2 separate regions of the Mus musculus genome follow, and region 1 is linked to region 2. The links are chromatin contacts, found by POLR2A ChIA-PET in ENCODE. All regions are on one chromosome and are shown on one strand. The core of a region is the stretch at or near the end of the contact, and the rest is flanking DNA. Distances in the headings are between cores, read along the strand shown. Region 1 holds the start of Mtmr11 (myotubularin related protein 11). Region 2 holds the start of Vps45 (vacuolar protein sorting 45).

Region 1 (3,693 bases), core at 1,025-3,524, 100 kb after region 2:
AATGATATAAATTATATCTTTTTATTTAGTTTTTAAGATGCAATTTCTAAGAGTGAGGGATGGTGTTAAGCTCCATGCTGTGCCTTAAAATAGAAGTACCTTCCCTCTCCATAGCTTTCCAAAATCCATAGACCAGTAAAGCAGAAATGACCATGGCTTTATATTGTACACTTGGGAGGTGATCCCGAGCCGAGAACAGAGCCCGTTCTCTGAGATCTTGCTCTTGCTGTTCTTCCTTTCACTCCCATGTCCAAGGTTCCAGGCACTTTATTTTTCTTTCAATAAAGGAGCATTTGGGTAATGATTGTCTATGAGTTACTCAGACACCTCTGACTGGACTGTGTCCTCTTTTTCAAAGAGGCAGTACCCAGCCACATAGCCATAGGCAAGAGGACAGAATTAGAAGCCATTATCTGCTCTGGAAACATACATACCCTGGATTCTAATATTTTCTTCTTGCCCTCAACCTGTGTGGACTGCAGGCTCAATGAGTCACACAGGCACTCGTGTCTGAATATCTTGTGGATACCCAGTCACAAGTTATTGTGTATTGCCTCCTGTGCTTAAGCTGTTTAACAAAATACTATCATGCTTCCATGTACAATTCCTGTGCCCTCTCCTTCCCTTGGCTGTGTGAGTTGGGGGTAGAGGAAGTGATAGAAGCTGTCTAAGCAGTGGGGTGGGAAGGACCTTGGCCTCTTTCTGTGTTTATAACTGGATCTGTGATTCATCCTGTGAGTCACTCAGCTCCACCTTCCTCCTCCAGCTACCCCTCCCAGCAGCCCTTGCTCCTGGCACAAACCTATAACCAGAGCGAGGGTCTGAAAATGGAAAAATCTGACACAGCTCCTTGCCTCTCTATCCCCTTTCCATCCAGTGGACATCTATCTGCATTTGTGCTGCAGGTGGTGAGAGTCTTCCTGTTAACCTAATCCTCAACTGCAGCCCCTTTGTGCTTCTGGTTAGGCGATGATCACATCACTTCTCTCCGTCCTGACCATTCCCTCTATATTCTGCTGTTCCCATACCTCAAGATATTAAAGAACAGAATGAGGCTTTCGGAGGAAAGTGGTGGGGAGAAGAAAAGTAGGTCATGGGATTTTGGCACACCTGTTCCTAAGCTGTTCCTTACTACATACTTTATTCCAGAAGCATTGAGGTGTGTGGTGGGGTGGTGGTGACCAGCAGTCTTTAGGACTTCTACAATCAGGCGTCTAGACCAGCTTGCTAGCAAGTACATACCTGTTTGTTCCAGTCTCTGCTCATGCTAGTTCACTATTTCCACAGTTGCAGCCAACAAAGAGAACTTTGGAAGCTGAGGCTGGAAGGATGTGTGCTGTGGGGAAGGGAGTGTTGAATGTCACGGCCCCCACCTAAGGATTGCTGCCTCTGTACAGACTCAAAAACAATAAAACAGCAGCTCATTAACACCTATTTTGTATTTCATTTCCTGTCTTCTCCGTGTTGAAACATGCTGCCCTCAAGCTGCCCTCCTTAGCATCTCTGTTCAGTGCCCTACAGCCCCATCTTTGCTTTTTAAATTCAGCAGGGAAGGAGGGGGAAATGTGATCCTGGAGCTGAAAAGAGTTTTCCAGTCCTTAGCTTTCAAAGTCCAGAACATGAATCATTCATTAGGAGATCTGGTGACTGGGTTGGAGGGGCGGAGTCATGTACCTGGGGCTGGGCTTTCCATAGGAATAGGTGGCTGCGGGAGTGGGGAGGTGCGCTCGCCGGGCGCAAAGGCTGGTTTAGATATACCACGATCTTTTTCTGGGTTTTCTAGCTCCCGCCCCACTGCCGAGATTTGCACACCAAAATACCTGTGCTGTGTCTGCATCCCAGACACACCAATTTCCGTCCACTCCATTCTGCCCCTGGGCCTGTCACGCTCTCCAGAAAAGGACACAAGGTTCAGTTCCCTTTATGTCCCCTTCTCAACCCGTTAGGTTGTCAGAGGAGGCTGAAAATGAACAAAATCACAAAACCCATGAATAAACGAAACCAAAATAACTGAGTTTCCTAGTGTTTCATCTCTCATTGAAAAAGTATAGAGAGCTAGCCCAAAATGTTTTCATTTAACTACTGCTCCCCTCGTCACACCCACTAATATTCACGAACAGAAAGAGACTAAAATGTGGATGTGGGTTAAGGGAATCTGGGTATCCCCAGTTCCCCCATTCCTCCCATCTTTCTTAAGCTCCTCCATTTCCTTTCTACTTTGAAAAAAAAAATTGCGTATTCTCCTTTAAGGGGCTGGGCATCTTGCCTGTTCTCTTAGAGTCACCGAAGTTTCCAAAGAGCCTCCCCTGTCTGGGCAGGACACACCTTTCAAATAAGACCCCTGGAACTGTGCTCCTGGTATCCGAAATGCCGCTACCGCTGCGTCCTCCCCAGCCTCTTTCTCCCCACCTCTAGGATTTAGCCTCTCCCCAAAAAGAGCCAGCATCTTTGAGGACTCCCACCCTTAGCTGCTCTACTCCCGGATGGAGCCAGGGAAATGTGGTGGGGGGGCCGGGGCCAGAGTTTCAACATTGCCCCCCAGAAGGAGGAGCCAGAGATGGGGGTAAGGAAAAGGAATGGGAGGGTAGCTAACAAGAGAGTGTGAATGGGATGCTGTGGAAATTAAAGGGGAAGGAAAGGATTCAGAGGAGGAGGGTGTATCTGTTTTATCAACTGTTATGGAGCTCGTCTGCCTTTTTCAGTCTCGAGTTGTCTCATTATCCATTAACCAGCCCCTCCTTGTCTTGTCTGCCAGCCGCAGTCAGTGATCTCAATTTCCCTGAGAGGAGAGGAGAGCAGAGCAGAGAAGGGGGGGGGGGGGGGGGGGAAGAACCCGAACAAATGAACTCAATGCGGGTCTCCAAAGGCAGCTACTGGAGAAATCCCAGATTCTGAGTTTAGGGGGTCCCAGATTAACTCTCTCCCCTGCTCAGCTCTCTGGACCGAAGTCTAACCCAGGGAACAGGATGCCGGAGCCCAGCAGTCATCAGCTTGGCAGCTGCCTGGCCTCTGGTTGTCTCCCAGGTAATAAAATGACCTCTCTAGATTCCTTTAAAAGTCTTCCTACCCCATCCTTTTTTGTTTTCACCAAAGATACTCCCTATTCCTTTCCTCGAAGTGTTTCTGAGACTCATTCTCCTGCCTCCTTCCTCAGAGCTTGTGGAAGGCCTGGACATTGTTCATTCTGCTTTCTCACCCCGGCTACCACTTTTCTTATTAACTATCCAAAGACCAGTGAGTGTATATGTGCCACGTTCTATGCAGGGTTTTAGAAGTTAAAAAAAAAAGTCTATTCTTTTCCTTCAATTTTACATCTAAGGATAGACGAGTAGCCACATAGAAGTGTGGGGCAGCATTGGGGATAGTTAGACCTTTGCTTCTCTTTCTCCCTTTTAGGGGAGCATATCCTAGCATGGGCACCAGGACGAAGGAAAGGGCCAGGACTAGACCTGCCTGGAACTCTGATCTGCACTAACTTTAGGGTAACCTTCCAGCCTTGTGGATGGCAGCGAAAGCAGGTGAGGTGATTAGTGTAATAGAAAAGCTTGGTGCGGTGTCCCAGCAGTTGGGGGGTGGGGCGTTGAGATGGAAGACCATGAGAGTTCCAGGCTAACCTAGGCTACATAGCAATGCTCTGTTTTTCTTGTGAATGTATCAGTAAATGGTAGAATTATTTCTATGGAAGCTGCCTTC
Region 2 (3,228 bases), core at 208-2,707:
ACAAATTGCTTTTAGGTGTTTCATGATCTCTCGATTTTGAGAATCAATTCGTTCGAAGAGGTATACTTCCTTCTGAAGAATCTCTGACTGTGTGTAGACCATACTCACTATACCAGTCTGTAAAGCAAAAGAACGAACTAAGATTATACTAGTCCGGACTAGTAAAAACATGCATCAATAGTTAAGCCTTTTGCCACTAATATTTGAGTAGGTAATTTAAATTCTAATATACAGAATAATATTTACCTAATATCCAAAACAGGCTGTAATGTGTTAGAATGAAAACCTACCACTCTCTCTGAACATGAACAACTCAGAAACTTCTAAAGAGGATCTTCACCATTCCTTTACAATTCCTTTTTTAAAGTTGTGGTCAACAAATAGCCTGTTATTTCAGCTGAACCCCAACAATTTACTTTTAAAAACAACGTTGAGTAAAGTCTTCCCTGTGTCGCCAGTAACAATTTCTTTGCAGACACTCTTTCAGGTGTAAGAAGTCTCTTGGCACCAGTTAGAGCTGGTTAGACTGCACACCCACTGGGAAAGCATTCTACAACTTTCCCAGTGCCAGACAGACTTGATCATCGTCATCAGTGAAATGCTAAGTTCTACAGCGGAACGGGGCCAGCAATTCTAAAGGAAGGGAGAGCTTCCTTTATAAATACTGAGCAAAAGCAAACTCACCGTTTCTTTATCCATGAGAAGTACCTTCATGCCCGGCCCGCTGTCCTCTATCATTTTGGAAATATACTGCTTCACAGCAAAGACCACATTCATGGTGGCGAATTGACAGGTGCCCCACAGCCCTTCCCACCCACTTTCCTGGCTGAATTAACCTCAGGCCTGTTGGGTCTCAGCTGCTTCCGGTCGCCAAAGCCTCGGCTTCCGGGAGTCCGGGTAGCTCCGATACTGGGAATTGTAGTTCCTCCGTGGAGTCCGGGACTCAGACTCAGCAGCTAAGCGACGGTGCCATTCCCGACGCTTCTCGGTAGGGAGTGGAAGGCAGCCTGTTTCCCCGAACCCGCGCTGTGCTGGCTTCTGGTCCTGAGTAGGGAAGCGCTTGGCGCACCGCGGGATACAGCTCTCTCGGACACTGTTTGCTGAGCATCTTTTCTGAAGCCCTCGCACGTCATCGTAGCACTGGGCAGGCTGGGGCAGCGGGGTCCCAGGTCTGTACTGCATAGCAAGTTCTCTGATAGCCCAGGCTAGGTTACAGAGGCAGCCCCGGTTTTCTAAAGTATCCAAACAAAGTAGCATCAAGAGACGGCATTTTGTATTTGGTAGGTCATAGAATGAGACTCAACTGGGTTTCCTAAAGAGAGAAGGGGAGCTGAAATTCATCACGTTTGTTGAATGAAGAAACAATGGGAACGCTATTTAGAGATGTTGTAGACCTTAGAGACCCCAGGAAGGCGCGGAGCTTCCACCCGCCCCCTACTCAGGACCGCTGGGACTGCGAGCTCGCGGCGCCCAAAGTACTGAATTTGGTTGGCTTTCAGGGACGCCGGGTTTCCAGGGCCCCTGCAATGGGCGGGGACAGTTAATTCATTGGGGCCGGAACAAAACCAACTTGAGAATTTAAAGGTAAACACATTTTTAATCTAAGAAGCAAGAACAATTAGCAATCAACTGGATCTTAAAGCTTCAGTTTCCAAAAAATTCAACAGATGACACACTATTATCACACTTCGGATCAAGGTGTTTTGTTCCTCACCTTCTTACAATAGAGAACTGTACAACCAGGAAGACAAATAACTGCAACAAATCATTGGCTATTAGTGCTTCAAATATTTACACCAAAATAATGACGTGTGTGAGATGTGAAACTGCAAAGGATCACCAGAGGTGAGAAGGAGATTTTAAGAGAGGGAGACCCGGATAGACATAGTATTGGAATACAAGGGAATGAATACAAGGAGCACAAAACAGACAGACTATTTAGTAGAGGAAGGGGACCAGGGAGCTTTAGGAACCGCGGGGTTAGGGGTAGAGGGGCTGGAGGCAGGAAAAAAAGGAAACACATTAGAATGAGATATTATTGTCATGTGTATAAATGCCATTATGAGACTCATTGAGAATGCTAATTTAAAAAATTAATTTAAAATCAACACAGCACCACTAAATACTAGTTTTTTCAACATACTGTAAGAAATATGCGGTTAAATAGAATAGAAGAACTTAATCGGGTTATGCAAATTATGCGAAGTTTCCAAATCCCTTGAGGAAGACTAGAAGTCACTTGAAATACAGGTATTTGTCACTTCTAAAATTGTGAAAATGTGTTCTTTTCAGTTTTCCAGTCAATAAATAAACCAGTAAATAAAACTTCCCATTGGGCACAGTACAGGTTTTGAGACTTTCTTTCTTCTTCCTTTTTGTTTGAATAAGGCTTTGCAATGTAACACGGGCTGACTTTGAACGCGTGACCCCTCAGTGTCTGCAGTGCTGGAGTTACTGGTGTGCATATGTTTTGACAGAAGCCTTAAAGCTTTATATTAAACGAGTCAGTGGGATATTAACTACACACAAATGAGATCTAATGTTATATACAATCCTGTTTTATCAGCAAAAAAGTTCATATATTATAGAAAACTGACTCATCAAAGAAAATAAAATTTACCCACAAATCTAGCAAGTTACTGGTATCTGAAAAATCACCATCACCCATGTTGCTTGGATTCTATTTCCTTACCTGGACTGTAATATAGTATGTCATATTTTTTCAACTTTCTGTATCTTAAAAAGAACAAGCCAGCAGTGGTGTCACACACCTTTAATCCCAGCACTCAGGAGGCAGAGACAGGCAGATCTCTGAGTTTGAGGCCAGCGGGGTCTACAGAGTGAGTTCCAGGACAGCAAGGGCTCTGTTACAGAGAGAAACCCTGTCTCAAAAAATAAAACAAACTGAACAAGAGACGAGGAGTAGAACAATGATTGTCCTTGAAATGGTGCCTTGTCAGATTACAATTGTAAGAAATGAGTGGAGAGAGTCCTTTTAGTTATTTGTATTCAGACAGATATGACTTTTTGAAAAAGAAAATACCTACTTTGACAAGCTTAAAATGTCTGACAATACCAAGTGTTGGAGACAGTGTGAGACAAGAATTCACAGGTTACCAACGCAAGAATCAAAGAGCCTTTTTTTTTAATAGAAATGTGGAATTATCTTTAAAAGCTAGTGAAACATAAAACCCTTATGCTTGTGGGTTCAAATTTCCTGCCCCTTGG

What was found. ChIA-PET counts read pairs that join two places held with the same protein, here RNA polymerase II (POLR2A).
Region 1: POLR2A ChIA-PET joins it to region 2 with 111 read pairs in Patski. The contact joins the promoter of Mtmr11 here to the promoter of Vps45 in region 2. POLR2A ChIA-PET finds 5 or more read pairs at or near these places in 4 of 5 experiments (Patski and embryonic stem cell).

Annotation. Positions count from the first base shown.
Region 1 is chr3:96,159,696-96,163,388 of GRCm38, forward strand. It overlaps Mtmr11 (myotubularin related protein 11), which reads left to right and starts at 2,275. Exons shown (of 17, transcript NM_181409.3): 1 at 2,275-2,563; 2 at 2,934-3,024; 3 at 3,397-3,518. The coding sequence starts at 2,498. It overlaps Otud7b (OTU domain containing 7B), which reads left to right. Exons shown (of 12, transcript NM_001025614.1): 12 at 1-1,434.
Region 2 is chr3:96,056,998-96,060,225 of GRCm38, forward strand. It overlaps Vps45 (vacuolar protein sorting 45), which reads right to left and starts at 1,458. Exons shown (of 15, transcript NM_013841.3): 1 at 685-1,458; 2 at 1-117. The coding sequence starts at 777.